Linked DNA regions of Homo sapiens: region 2 is linked to region 1. A link is a contact called in ENCODE Hi-C data. All regions are on one chromosome and are shown on one strand. Each heading gives the region's core, a stretch centred on a gene start or an enhancer-like site at or near the end of the contact. The rest is flanking DNA. Distances are from core to core; before and after follow the strand shown.

Evidence for each region. Hi-C counts contacts between places; a loop is a spot of excess contacts on that map. Pooled maps may share reads with other maps.
Region 2: a map of sciatic nerve shows a loop between it and region 1 (7-fold over the local background). The contact joins two enhancer-like sites. A Hi-C loop is called at or near these places in 2 of 168 maps with a recorded cell type or tissue (prostate gland and sciatic nerve) and 2 of 50 pooled maps.

The regions. Positions count from the first base shown.
Region 1 is chr1:168,609,526-168,617,305 of GRCh38, forward strand. No RefSeq gene overlaps it. Among named protein-coding and RNA genes, the nearest start is that of XCL1, 37 kb to the left of the region's middle. Within about 2 kb of position 4,591, at least 7 of the 41 ENCODE cell types and tissues checked have a DNase peak (open chromatin) inside an H3K27ac peak, as active enhancers do.
Region 2 is chr1:169,039,910-169,047,689 of GRCh38, forward strand. The region is part of intron 3 of LINC00970 (long intergenic non-protein coding RNA 970); the gene reads right to left. Among named protein-coding and RNA genes, the nearest start is that of LINC00970, 43 kb to the right of the region's middle. RefSeq lists enhancers at 4,450-4,709, 5,262-5,391. Within about 2 kb of position 4,607, at least 6 of the 41 ENCODE cell types and tissues checked have a DNase peak (open chromatin) inside an H3K27ac peak, as active enhancers do.

The DNA of each region.
Region 1 (7,780 bases), core at 3,341-5,840:
GCATGTGTGCACGGGGCTTATGTAAGCTGCAAGCAGTAGCGCAGAGTGGAGAATGGGAAGACATGCGGGGGCGGCACCGCAGTGCAGATCAGAGCTTGGAGAGCTGGGCTGAGTTCGCAGCACATGGAGGTGCAGCGACTGCAGGCTGCAATGCAGAGCCAGTCAGAGAGCCTGCAGCAGGGGAGGAGGGGGCAGCTTAGGAGCTTCTAGGGGTGGCGCTGGGGCATAAAGCCCTAATTTGGCCCTGTTCAGAGGGGAGGGCTGGGAATGGTGGGGAATACTGCCCTACTGGGGCTTGTTTGTGACAATGGGTGGGGTATGAAGTGTGGGAGGTTGCTGAGGAGACAGAGGGGGGAGGGAAAGGCCAGATGCCCTGGAACTGCGGTGGAGGGGTGCGGTATTAAAGCAGCAGGCCCCTGTAACTGATTAGCTGAACAATTTCACTTTACGGGCTTCTCCTTTTCTGTCTGCTCAAACTACTCCTTCCTCCCCACCGTCACCCCTGCTCCCCCCACCGCCCTCTAAGTTCTCTCTTCTTTATAATCCCAGCCAGACTCCTCCCCATCTTGGACTTTCCTAAACCATGGCCTACAGCTGCCCACCCCAGCACCTAGTAAATAACACCTTTCCTTGATGTCTCAGTGGGGTGATGGGCAGATATCTCTGCTGGAGTCATCATGTTTGAGGATGCTCAGGATCTCAGCTGAGTGGCCACCTCCACGTAACACCAGTCTGCCCCAATCCCACAATCTTTATTTGAGCTTATTCTGCATAAAGAACTGGGCTAGGTCCTTCAGGGAATGTTACTGCCCTCTAGGGCTGGCAGGATAATGGTAAGAAATAGGACAAGAGCTCAGATGAATAAAGCATCCAGCCGAACACGGTACCTGAATACCTCAAGAAAGATGCAAAGTGCTATGTTTGTGTGTGTTTTCTATAGGTTCAAATACCTAACATCTCTTTTTTTCGAGCTGATTTACTGCTTTGCAGGAACAGTATATGGATTATTTTTTTTCTGATCTCTAAATCCGATGGGGTTTTCAATAGGGCAAAGGCTGGAGGTATATCTCAGTTTCTGTTACTGTCTTTTTGATCTAGCAGAGAAAGTTTGCCTTTAAAATCAGGCAGACCTGGGTGTAAATCTTGGCACTGCCACTAACATGCTTTGTGATGTGGGGCAAGTAACCCCACTTGCCATCTGTTTTTGCATCTGTAAAAGACAGATTAAATAAAAAGTGGTTAAGGAGCACAGGCTCTGGGGTTAAACTGTCTGGGCTTGAATCCAGAATCCACCAAATACTGTGGGATCTTGGGTAAGTTGCTTAACTTCCTGGTGCATCAGTTTCTTCATCTGAAATATGGGAATAATAATAGCACCTATCTCATAAGTTTACTGTAATAATGCAATATGTCAATACATGCAGAGAGCTTAAAATAGTGGCTGGTATAGAGTAAGTATCTTCTAATATTGATGGAATCAATATCAGTTATATCACAAGGATGCTGTGAGATATAAATTAGACAACATACATAAAAATACCTGGAAAATACATATGAATATTTCTGAATATCTTCTTCCCTTGTTTATCATGAGTTGGAAACCACAGAAAAGCCTTCTGTTCTAACATTCTGTAGCACATAATTTAGTCTAATATGAACAGATTTTTTTCTTTTTTGCCACTTTTCTTTAAAAAAATGGAAACTTAAGTTGATATAGTGAGTGATTACTAATATGATATAGTAACTGTTAACATTAAGCCAAAAAGTTATGCTAAAGTACAATTTTCAAAAAGGTAAAATCATGACTCACATGCAAATGTAACATGAATAAATGTCAAAAATTTTACTTAACCCATTAATTAATTAGGGAATGAGTAAGATGCTAAAATGAGTTCAAGGAGAATTTGAAGAATACACACACACACACACACACACACACACACACACACAAAATCAGGAGTGCTGAAATGAATTTGCTAAAAAGATAAATGACGAGTTAATGGGTGCAGCACACCAACATGGCACATGTATACATATGTAACAAACCTACATGTTGTGCACATGTACCCTAGAACTTAAAGTATAATAATAAAAAAAACAAAAACAAACAACTGCAAAAGGTAGAAAACTGATTAATAGCCTACAATGCTGTAAAGTCAAATGTTTGGCATTAACTTGTTTTACAGGATGAAAATCAATCAAATTTCTACCAATCTACTTGCATTTCTCTAGATAAGAATAATTTACTTTACTCTCAGTTTTCTAAAACTTAAATTCTATTCCTTCAGGGTTGTAAAATTAACTAGTGAATGAAAACAGTGAAAGATGCACACCCTGTGGAATCAGATGACCCCCGAGAGTCTGCTAGCCAGTGCTCATCCCCTTACTGAAAGGGCCCCCAGAACCTCATAATTCAAGGCAAATCAAAGAGAAAATACCTTTGGAGTTAGATAGGGGAGTTTAATTTGTGAAAAGTACACTTGTCAGTTGATTTTATAACCTAAGGAGAATCTGCATTCGTGTTGTTACCTTGTCACACACCTTGGATTCCTAGATTCAAGACCACCATCCCTAAGATGTGAGATATCTGTAGAGGCCACTGAAGTGATGGCTGGTGCCAGAGGCTGCTTTTTGCTGACTGACTTCTCAGAGAGACTCCATGGCCTGATAAATCCTCTTCCAATGGTGTTGCAGGCTTGAGAGAGAAATCATGCCACACGTCTCCGGGGCCTGCAATAGGAAACCCAAGAGAGGTGGGGAGATCTAGACTCCAGGTAGTGGGTTGATGGATGCTAAGCTGCTGGGCCACAGTTCAGGGTAGCTCTCTCTTCAGACTTCTTTCTGGGGCTCCCAGTAGTGCCCATCACAAGTCCCTGAGCCATATACATATTAACATGTTTATAAAGTAGCAGAAAATTTCTCTGACTTTTTAAATCCCTCTGGGTATAATCATGGGCTAGTGGAGATGCTTAGAATGAGCATGATTAGGACTCCCTGGAAAGTTTTCTCCAAGAACTCAGGCTGAGTATGTCCTTACTTTCCAGAAGAGAGTCGGCTATGTTCCCCAAAGCATGGCCTGAGAGCCCCCTAAGTGTCAATCACTTTGAATGTTACCTCCAAACTCATGCGGATGGGGACACTTAAATAATCAGTGGGCCAAATGCTCTCTTTTCTCCTCTTTCTGGAGCTGAGACCAGCCAGTTTCTCAGTCACCAATGGGAGGAGGAAGGATAAGGGAGAGACGGCAGACACAGAGGCTCTTGGTTTGAGATGCTGGGTGATATGGCAAATTGACCACAGTGCTCCTCTATTCCTTTTGAGTTTGGGGGAACCAGGGAGAAGTGAGGGCAAACACGGTGGAGTAAATCAAGTATGATTTATTCATGGACTGGCAAGGAGCTCTCTCTTTCTTGCTTGGGCCACATAATTAAGTCTAATTAATGGAAAGTGATTGTAGAGGGAGTTCAGAGCCTATTTCCGGTTATCATTATCCAAAGACAGCAATCAAAATGTAGATGAGCTGTCTCTATCTTACCCCAGGAGGGAAACATGACTTCTTGATAATGAAGGGGAAATGGCAAATGGATGCTGCTTGTGGCTTCCCTATCCACAGTGGCTGCCAGGGTGATGGTGGGGGATGGAGGACCAGCAGACCCACTTTGTGTTCTGAAATGATGCCACCCTGTCTCCACTGTCTGCTTTCTGCCAGGACAGCCTAAGTGCTGCACTAATGCTCTCTTCTCACGCTGCTGGGAGAGAGGCAGGAGGCCAAGGAGTCTTGTTTCTTCCTCCCTTCACCCTAACCTCAACAAAGATGAGCAGCTAAGTAGCTTTCCTCAAAGTACACCAGACAATCAGGATTTTTAACCAGAAAGGACACTTTGGAGCATTGCAGTTTGGCAGCATTAGAGATCCACTCTCATTCTGACCTTCAATCTAAATAATTAGAGCCTTCTCATCTAACTAAACAAAGAAGATCTGGGGCAGCATGGGACAGAATTAGAAATAACCACCGGGAGATCCGAGCCCAGCCTGAGGAGGACAGCCCGGTGCCATAGCCCAAATGGGAGAAAACAAATCAGATGGAGGCAGACATCTTCCCAATCTGCATCTGTTTTTATTATTTTTGAAAAACAGAAAAATGACTCACAACAAACCCCTCTAAGAACAAATCAGCCTGGGATGAAATTTCCAGTGCACCTCTTTCCCTGACAGGATCATAAATTAACCCTGGGCTGCAGCAGCTGCTGGGGCATCACTCTGGCTGCTTCCAGCCTGTCCCGGGAGAGCCCCCTATGGCCCCTCCCTCCCCGCCTATGTCAGCGCCGCTAAATTTAGCTCTTCCAGCATGTGCACAGTTTATATTTAGTGCCTAAAAGTCAGAGTTCAATGTGCAATTCATCAAGTCATCAATCATCCCTCCATCCAAGCGACACATTATAGAAAAATACTTTCAAAAGACTCGCTTGCTCTCCACAAGGGGTAGAAGCCATTCTAAGAAGGAATTCACTGGGCCAGAGGGGTTTTCTCCTCACTCTGGTGTGTGAGGAGTGCCTGAGAATGCCAAGCTTGGAGTGGGGGTGAGTGGAGGGGGGAAGAAGAGAGGGAGGGGGAGGACTCAGAAAGTGGACAGCAAGCCCCGCTACACTCAGTCTGTCCCTGCTGAAATTCAGGCAGCCGGCTGTGGGTCTTAAGGCCCCTGCTTAGATGTTCGTTCCTGTTGGGAGCTTGCCTTGAGACCCTGCAAAGAAATTGGGAGGCACCCGCTGCACACATTGTTTTCTCTGCCACTCTCAATAGCAGCAAACAAATCACCCAGGATGTTGCTGAAATGCAGGTTCCCGTTTGGTATGTTCAGGGTAAGATCCTGCACTTCTAACAAGCTCCCATGAGATTCCCAGGCTGCAGGCAAGGTCCACAGTTGAGAGGCAAGGGCCCTGCTGTAATCGCCTGGAAACGGAAACGTGCTATCTTCTGTCACAGACCGTAAACTCCCTGAGGGCACTGACCTCACATGCCCCCGATACATAGTCAGTGCTTAATAAATATTTTTAATGTATGAAAACAGTGATCTGATTCCTCAGGAAGGTCTTCTAAAGCCATCTCCTATTTTGATTCACTAGCAACAGGAGCAGCTAAAATGTATAGGACTTTATCATTGACAAAGCATTTTGAGGTTTACTTTAATCCTTATAGTCACCTTATGAAATATTATTGTTGTTATCTTAAAGTAATTTTTTAATAGAAAAAACCTGAGAGAAATTAAACGATTTAGCAAAAATCACACAGCTTCAAAGCACAGAGTCAAGAATCAAATTTTGGTCTTCTGGTTCAAAAGCCCAGTCATGGAGCCCAGTGACACTGTGGATGTGCCCTTGGCCAGGAATGGGAGAATGTGCCTCCTCCAGAGCATGGCCCAAGAGTGAGGCAGTTTTGACTCTTCTTTGGGGTCCTCCAGAGACTCTGGAAAGGAGCTTAAGTCTGACGCAATGTCCATGGAGGGGGGCCAGAGCTGTTGTTGATCTCAAGGTGTAAAAGGCTTGGGTAGGGCAGTGGAGGGGCTGCTCTGAGGCAGAGCTGATGCCAGGCTGACCTGCTGTAGCAAGCTCAGATGTTCCCTCAGGGGATGAGCGTGTATGTTCATGGGTGAAGGAGGATGTTAGGTGAGGAGAAAGCTAGCAGGTCTTCATTTATACCACACCCCACAACTACCACCATGATTGCAGGGCAATGGAACTGTACCCAAGTAAGGGAGAGATCCCAGTACATGGGCAAGAAGGCTTGTGTTCATGGATTTCAGTTCAGGCCCTGAGCTGCTCATGCTCTCTCACCCAGAGATCTCCCTTTCAACAGAATCAACAATGAGTATCGCAACTGGGGGTGTGGCATCAAAGCACAACTGGGGCTGGTGTGGAGAGGCTGGGTTTTCCTGCTTCTAAGGGGCAACCCAAGAGACAGGTGGTTGACTGAATCCATGCAGGGTTCAGGATAATAGTGAACTGACAACAGAGAGTGGGGAAAGAAAATGTACTATACAATTAAGGAGGTGTTTTAGTTGAGGCTATTGAAATAGGGAGAATGTTCATTAATAAGCATTGTCTCAAAGAAAAGAGAGGAAAACCCAGGGTTTTATAAAGGCAGATAAATAAAAGCATCATAAGGAAGGGTCTTATCTTGGAATATTCAGGATATCGCAGGGCAGGGTGGTCTTTTGCAGTAGCTGTTTTGGAAACACAAAAGGGTAGAGGTTTCAGAGAATATAAAGAGGGGAAGATTCTGAATCTTTGCTGTTTTCCAGGACCACAGAGATCAGATGAGTTTCAACACTGTCAGAGTATAAGGCAGTCATTGTTAGGTGTTGGGTGGGCATGGCTGTGGGACAGGTGCAGCCCAGGAGTGTATCAGGAAGTTAGTAATCGGGAGGCCTCTGTGGACCAGTGTCACCTGGAAGCAGTAGGATGGTGGAGCTGGCACGAGCCCACTCTCAAGAACTGATTGTTAAATATACAACAATATTGTGACAAAGATTATTTGCTTGGCCAAACTTTAGTCAGGCTTCTGAAGCTTCTCCTAGGCCTATTTGTGTATTTCCCTTGTAAAACCAGTCTTGGCAAAGAGCCCTGCTAAGTTAGTTTAGCAACAATCTACCACCCTACATATCTGATCAAATTCCTCATTCTTCACCATCCCCGAGGTAATGTCAGATCACTCTAGCCCATCTTCAGTAAACATGTTGTTAGGTAGACTTAGCCAGAATCCCCCTTACCCCTGATGTTTCCTCTCAATAATTTTTCATTTAATAGCTCCTACCTTGATCCCATTTTCCCAGCCTATATTCCGAGTTAAGCCTCATCTCCCCTCTTCACTGTAAGACCCTGTTGCAGTGGTCCCTACCACCTATAGTGAAGATCTTGAATAAAATCATTCTCGCTGTGATTTAAAAAGTATCATTGAACACTTTTTTCTTTAGCAATTGTGAAGTGGCTGTTAAACCACTGGTAGTTTGAAATTGGATGGTGAGAGTATTTATACCATGAAAACTGGCAAACACTATAAATCAGGTTTCCTCCATTGTCCACACACCCAGAGAACTGGTCACACCTTTACCAGTATACCACTGCCCAGAAATCCCTGTGGAGGAGGCAAAATTTGAAATCAACTGGAAAGTTGGGGAAAAAAAAGTATCTTGTATTTCTCCTCCACAAGCCAGTGCCAGAAAACAGAGGGTTAAGACTTGCAATTCTTAAACTCCAAAACTAAGTACCATGAACTGAAATAGAAATAAATTAAAAGTTGCTATAAGTAAGGACAGATAGATATAGTCTGAACAAGGATTTTTATTTTCTTTTTGAAATAGGACAGAAGAATTGCCCCAGAAAATTTGTGACACATAGATACAGTACCCATGCGTCATTCTATCATACAGGGAATTCTGTTTAACATATGTTTTCTGAGTATCGACAATCTGGTGATTATGAGATTTATAGTGCCTTGTGAATTTTCAAATAAAAAATAGGCTTCTTATTGTTTGACTCTTGTATATTTTGTGGTATTATTATTTTTTTAAAGTGTGTATAATAACATCTACTTTTTTTTTAAAAAAAAACAAATTTTGGTTAACCCATATGTTGAATTATTCAAGCAATTCAAGAATGGATAAAAACATAGCTTAGTGCAGGCCTGAAGAAAAATCCATGTTATGTTATATCAGAGTAGGATACTCAGTTCTTCTAGTGTGTATCCTCCTTTAAGGTGATTCTATAATTCAACCTCTAGCCTT
Region 2 (7,780 bases), core at 3,357-5,856, 430 kb after region 1:
GAACAAAAACTACATGATTATTCCCATAGATGCTAAAAAAGCATTTGATAAAATTTAACATTCTTTTATGATAAAGACCCTCATCAAACTGGATATAGAAGGAACAAACCTCAAAATAATAAATGTGGCTTACAACAAACCCATAGCTAACTTACTTACTGAATGGGGAAAACATGAGAGTTTTCCTCTAACTTCTGGAACAAGAAAAAGATGACCACTTTCATCAGTTTTATTCAATATAGTACTAAAAGTTATGGCTGGAGCAAACAGCCAAGAGAAGGAAATAAAGGGTAACCAAATAGGAAAGTAAGAAATCAAATTAGCCTCATTTACAGATGAGATGATCTTATCCTTAGAAAAACCTAAAGACTCCACCAAAAAAAAAAAAAAACTTGTTAGAACAGATAAAGAAATTCAGTAAAGTTACAGAATGAAAAATCAACATAAAAAAATCAGTGGCATGTATATACACCAATATTAAACAGTCTGAAAAAGAAATCAAGAAAACAATCCCATTTGTAATAGCTTAAAGAATGTAAAATACCAAGGAATCAATTTAACCAAAGAAATGAAAGCACTATACAAGAAAAACTGTAAAACACTGATGAAACAAATTGACGAGGACACAAAAAATGGAATATCTTTCCACGTCCATGGATTAGAAAAATTAATACTGTTAAAATGACAATACTACCCAAAGCAATTTACAGATTCAATGCAACCTCTATCAAAATATCAATGACATTCTTTACAGAAATAGAAAAAGAAATCTTAACATTTATATGAAACCACCACAGAAGACCCCAAATAGCCAAAGCAATTCTGAACAAAAAGAATAAAGCTGGAGGCATCACACTACTTGACTTCAAAATGTACTATAAAGCTATAGTAACCAAATCAGGGTGGTACTGGCATAAAAACAGACAGGCCAGTGGAACAGAATAGAGAACCCAGACATAAATCTACACATTTACAGCCAACTCCATTTCAGCAAAAGTGTCAAGAACACACTATGAGGAAAAGACAGTCTCTTCAATAAATGTTTCTGGGAAAACTAGATAACTGTATGCAGAAAAATGAAACTAGACCCCCTATCTCTCACCTTAAACAAATATCAAATAAAAATATATTAGACTTAAATCCACGACCTGAAATTATAAAACTACTAGAAGAAAACATTGGGAAAACATTCCAGGACATTGGTCTGGGCAAAGACTTTTTGTGGAAGACCTCAAAAGCTCAAGCAACCAAAGCAAAAATTGACAAATGGGATTACATCAAGCTAAAATGCTTCTGCACAGCAAAGGAAACAATTAGCAAAGTGAAGAGACAACTCACAGAATGGGTGAAAACATTTACAAACTACCCATCTGACAAAAGTTTAATAATCAGAATATATAAGGAGCTCAAACAACTCAACAGCAAAAAAAAAAAAAGAGTCCAATTTTAAAACGGGCAAAAATCTGAATAGACATTTCTCAAAAGAAGACATACAAATGGCCAACAGGTATATGAAAAAAGGATCAACATCACTAATCTTCAGAGAAATGCAGATCAAAACAACAATGAGACGTCATCTCACCCCAGCAAAAATGGCTTTTATCAAAAGACAGGCAATAACACATGCTGGTGAGGATGCAGAGAAAGGGGAACCTTCCTACGCTGTTGGTGGAAACGTAAATTAGTACAGCCACTATGAAGAAGTATGGAGGTTCCTCAAAAAACCGAAAATAGAATTACCATGTGATCCAGCAATTTCACTTCTCAGTATATATCCAAAAGAAAGGAAATCAATATATCAGAACAACCCCTGCACTCTCATGTTTATTGCAACACTATTCACAATAGTCAAAATATGGAATCAATGTAAGTGCCCACCAATGGATGAATGGATAAATAAAATGTGGCATATGTAAGCAATGGAATGTTATTCAGCCATAAAAAAATATCCTGTCATGTTGTTGCAGCAACATGGATGGATATGGAGGTCATCATATTAAGTGAAATAAGCGAAGCACAGAAAGACGAAAAATCATGTGTTCTCAGTCACATGTGTAAGCTAAAAACTGGATCTCGTGAAGATAGTAGATTGGTAGCTGCAGAGGCAGGAAAGAGTGGAGCGGGGGAGAGAGGATGAAAAGAAGTTGAGTAGTAGGTATAAATATATACAGTTTGATAGAAGAAATAAGACCTAGTGTTAAATAAATCAGTGGGTGACTATAGTTTGCAATAAGCTGTTGTGTATTTGAAAATAGCAAGAAGAGAAGAATTTGAATCATTCTAGCATAAAGAAAAGGCAAACAGATAAGGTGATAGATATTCCAAGTACACTGATTTGATCTTTACAAATTCCATGAATGTATTAAATTATCACATGTACCCTGAAACCATGTTCATCTATTAGGCATCAATAAAAATTTAAAATGGAAAATTTTAAAAACTAGCTCAAAAATGCATAAGAAGAAATCTAAGTCAAGGTATCTCCCCTTGCTGAGCCCACATCTGGGAGGCAGCATGAAGAAATGAAATGAACAGGAACAACAATGGAAAAAGAACAGGCTCTGGAATCAAGCAGTCCTGGATGTGACAGGCAATGGGAACTTAGACCATCACATAAGTGTCAAACACTGAGCTTTCTCAACTGCAAGACACAGAAAACAATATCCACTTCATGGGTCTATTGTAAGCATTGGCCATGATATATTTATAGTGTCTGGCACAGAGTAGGTGCCAAAATTTGGTAGTTATTAATAGACAATTCACTTAACTCTGAGCTTAGTTTTATTATGTATAACAGGAAGGCAATAATTCCTATGAGAGAATAGATATGAAAAGGATTTCTGAGCTTTAAAATTCTCTGAAGAGTCAATATTGTTATCAATAATTGGGAAGTCAATATATATAGATACAGAGCATTAGCTAATACATAGGTTACATAAAAGTGTATGATTTCTATCTCTGAAAATATGGTAAACCAGGGCTGCAGGGGAGAGGGGAAGGGGCAGGTTGCAGTGTTAAAAATAGTGGTCAGACAAGCACATGTATGTTAACTGCAGCACTATTCACAATAGCAAAGAAATGGAATCAATCTAGGTGCCCATCAATGATGGACTGGATAAAAAAAAAATGTGGTACATATACACCATGGAATACTATATAGCCACAAAAAAAGAATGAAATCATATCCTTGGCAGCAACATGGATGCAGCTAGAGGCCATTACCCTAAGCAAATTAACACAAGAACAGAAAACCAAATACCACATGTTCTCATTTATAAATGGGAGCTAAACATTGAGTACATATGGACACAAAGAAGGAAACAATAGACCCTGGGGCCTACTTGTGGGTGGAGGGTAGGAGGAGGGAGAGGATTGAAAAACTACCTATCAGGTACTATGCTGATTGCCTGGTTGACAAAATTATCTGTACACAAAACCCCTGTGACGTACAATTTACCCACGTAACAAACATGCACATGTACCCCCTGAACCTAAAATACAAGTTGGAAAGAAAAAAGAATAGTAGTCAGAATAGGTCTCATTAAGAAGGCAAGACTTGAGCACAGACTTGTGGGAGGTGAGAAAATATCTGTGGGAGGGGCCTCCTGAAAGAGGGAAAGGTTAAAGCCAAGACCCTACAATGGGAGCGGGCCTGAGTGTTGAGGAGTGGCTCCAGGCCAGTGTGGCTAGAGCAGCACAAAGTGTAAGGAAGAGTGGTGGGCAAAAACTCAAAAAGGAAACAGCAGTCAGGAGATGCACGGCCCTAGTGCGCAATGTAAGGGCTTTGACTTTTACTCTCAGTGAAAACTATGACAGGGTTTTAAGCAGAGGAATAACATGACCTGACTTATGTTTTAGAAGAATTACTTTGAGAATAAAATTTCCAGTGGCAAGTAGAGAAGCAGGCTAACCTAAGCAAAACCCACTACAGGGATCCAGGTGGCAGATAGTGGCTGAAAGCCAAATTAGAAAGAGTTTAAGAGAAAAAATGGCACAACTAAGAGATTAGCACAGCTCTTGACTACAAAGCTGCAAACACAAAATTCAGTGCAGGGCCTGGAGAGTGCTCATGTGAGTGAGGGGCCCTGATGCTTAAGCTTTGTCAGCATCTGTGCACACCCACCTCTGTACAAGCCAAGGCCCCTGGCCTGGTCAGTTGGGTGGATGGTGAGGTGCTTACCAAGTTGGGTACCCAGGAGTAGATAAGAGTTTGCAAGCAGGAAGAAGACAGATCATGCATTTCACTGTGAGATTTTTGAGATTCAGAGGTCAGTGCAACATCTAAGTGAAAATGGCCAGGCTCTTTCTGCTCCTAACAATACTGCCAAGAGCTATCAGGATGACCTTTCTAAAAGGCACATCTGATCAAGTCACTTTCCTGCTTAAAAACCTCAGTGCTTCCCTTTGCCCATATTCCTTTGAAAAGAAACAGTTTCTCACAGTCTAGCCCTGGCCTGTCTTTCCAACTATGTCTTCCTCCATTCCATGCCTGGCACACTGTTCCCTCTGACTTGCAACTCCCTCTGTCTACAGTGTCCTTCTCTAACTACTAAACTCCTCCTCTCCCTACACTGCCCTGATCTAATAACTTCTGTGAAACCACGTCCCCTCCTGCACCTTCTTCAAGGCAGGACTAACCACTTCCTCTCTGCTGACTTAAAGCCCTCTGTACACAGTTCCATGAAATCTGCACCCAGAAATGCGAACCCATAAGCCTGAGAGGCAGGGTTGACAGCGGAACAATTATGGGTTTTAGAATTAGATTAACCTGGGTTAAAACACACACACTTGCTTGCTGTATATAACTTTAAGCATGTTATTTAATTTCTCTAAGCTCAGCTTCTTATAAAGGTAATGCCTATTTTGTAGAATAGGTGTCAAGATTAAATGAGAAAATTTAAGTAAATCACCCCAGATAGGACCTGGCACACAATAGGTGTCCAAAAATTATCATTTCCCTCCAGACCCTGTTCCTCTTGGGCAGAAAATGTGTTTAATTTATATTCTATATGTCCCATTGTCACTGGTCACCCAGCACATAATAGATGCTTGATAGACATTAACCTGAATGAATGGACCCTGTCTTCTCAGAAACATTTACATATACGTTTTAGAAGTACATGGGTTCAGAGGTTAGGATAGAAATTCTAAAGTGGACCTTGGCATGTAAATCCCCTTGGGTCTAATATCAAACCAATTGCTTCCCCTTGGCAGCAGCAGCAGAGCCCTTCTGTGTCTCTGGGGAGCATTCAGCCATCCAGTCTGTGAAGATTTCTCTCATTGCTCTCCAGAGCTTCCGTTACATCGTGCTCTTCTCACTTCCTTCTCAGCTGTGCTCCCACTCCTCAGCCTTGTTTGTTCTGTTTTCCTCCGCCATTTTTCACCACACACCATATGGCCTTCCCTTGCCTGCCTTAAGCTTGGAACTTCACAGCCTTCTCCAGGCTTCCCCAGGGCAACCTGGGCCCTCTGGGCCTGCTGACCACCCCCTTTAACTAGCAGCCCTGCCCTGATGCCTACTTTGAAACCCAGCACTGTTCCTAAGGAGACGCAGGACACAGAGCCTTTTAGTAAATTCACTTCAGGGGCTGGTTCTGCCAGTTAACTATGAGCCTAGAGTGTTTTGAACAGGTGGTGATCTTCCAAACACAATGTGATCGTGTGTTTAATCTTAGAATCATGAGAGGCTAGTAGGGCAGATACAGAAAAACACAATTTTACCTATTTGTTTCAACCTCCTCCAGCATCCAGTGAGGCAGCCTCCTGGTGCAGAGGATCCTTGACAAGCTCTGGAGTCTCGTGGACACAAGTTTGTGTCCCAGCTCTGTGTCTCCCTAGCGGTATTGTATGTATGCTTCTCAAGTTCTCTAAACCTTAGTTTCTTCATTTGTGAAACTAAGATAACAATACCTGCCACACAGAGTTATTAGTTGATATCATGCGTTTATTTGTTATCTAGCAATACATAACAAATCAGCCCAAAACTTAGTGCCTTGCAAGAGCAATGCTGTTTATTAGCTCTTGTGGGTTTTGTAGGCCAGGAATTTGAGAGCAGCTGAGCTGAGCTAGTCTGAATCGGGGTCTCCCAGGTGATTGAGGCAGACTGGTCAGTGGCTAGAGCTGGGGTCAATTTCAAGGCTTCTTCATTCACAGGTCTTGTTCCCATGCTGGGAAGACAAATAGCTGGAGCAGGGGCTGGAGCAGCTGTGGCTCCCCAGGCACCTCCCTCTATCCCTTTGGGACCCACCACATGGTCCTTCTGCATGGTCCCTTCAAGGTCTCCAGATTTCTTATGAGGTAGCTCAGGGCTCCAAAGGCATGTATCTCACTTGAGAGAGAAACAGGTGAAACCATATCCTCTTTTCTGGCCTGGCTGGAAAGTCACACAGTGACATCACTTCCATTGCCTTCTATTTATTAGAAGCAAATCACTACCACCAGACTGTATTCTAGGAGAGCAGAATTAGACCGCTCCTTTTATTTGAAATAGTGCCGAAAATTTGTGGACATGCTTTAAAAACACCATAGTATGTGTGATGCCCAGTCCTCAATAAGTAGCATCAATTTTTTTTATGTATCAGGTGAGTTGAAAAATAAGACAAAAAAATGCCTCTGTGCCCTATCATTCCTATCTTCACTCTCCACAAACACACTCACCATGAAACAAGGTGAAAGCACTTAGCAATGTAGGCAAAGGTAAAAAGGAAGCATAAAAAGGGGAGGCAAAAACAATGATCGTTGACATTTATTGAACACTTGCTCTGTGGCAAGCCCAGTGTTATATGCCTTACGTACATTATCTATTTTAATCCTCAGAATGATACCAGGGGTTTATCATTAACCTCCTTTTATGGAGAATTCTAGAGTCTACCAATATTACATGCATTATCCAGGATTAGACAGTTTAGTAAAGACATAACAAGGAGTGGAACACAGGCGAGCTGACTCCAGAGCCCTTGTGCCCAACCGCTGTGCACACTACTGAGATCATTTCAGCTGAGATAAGCAGCTGGGAAACCTTTGGCTTAACTTTTCCCTCCCTTGGAAATACCAATTTGAGAGGCAGGGTACCTAAGGGAGCAGGTGGAGTAGAACCCAATAATTCAAAAATTCTTGAGTCTGGAAAGACAAATGCCAGGTTGTTGTTGATGAGAAGAGAGCACGAGAAGTAAAGGACTGCCAGACAGCCAGGTAGCAGGGAGGCTGGGATGCCTGGCCCCACTCAGCCACTTACTGGGCTCTCCCCAAATGCTTAGCAGAGAAGGCCTTGAACAGTCTAACAAGGGTCTCTTCCACCACCACTGTGCCAGCTTAGCTATCTCAAGTTTGTGAAGTTTGGCACCACCTCCTACTTCTCCTCCCACCAGGAATAATTCAGGGGATTCCCCACAGCCTCTCCTTCAGGATGTGGAAACCACCCCACTTTGAGTTGACAGGTGTCCTGAAACTTTGCTGGGTGATTAAACAGGAAGAGATTGTTGAACAGGGACTGAGGAAAATCTCGTCATCAGATTCAGTCTTCCTGGTAAGGACTTGGGTGAGGCACTAAGGGGATGGAGCACAGTTTTCTCCAGGGTCCATAAGAGCATCATGCGGCTCAGACCCTGGACCCAGACCCACGGAGGTTCTGGCACAGGTAGAGATGAGCTGTGGTCTCACTCGGGGCTCCTGAGAACTAGAGCAATGCCTCTTGCAGTTGGCCACACTTAGGTCCCCACCACTGCCTCCTCCAGCATTTCATTCCTTGGATGCCTTCTGAGATCCACTCCTGGGTGTCCAG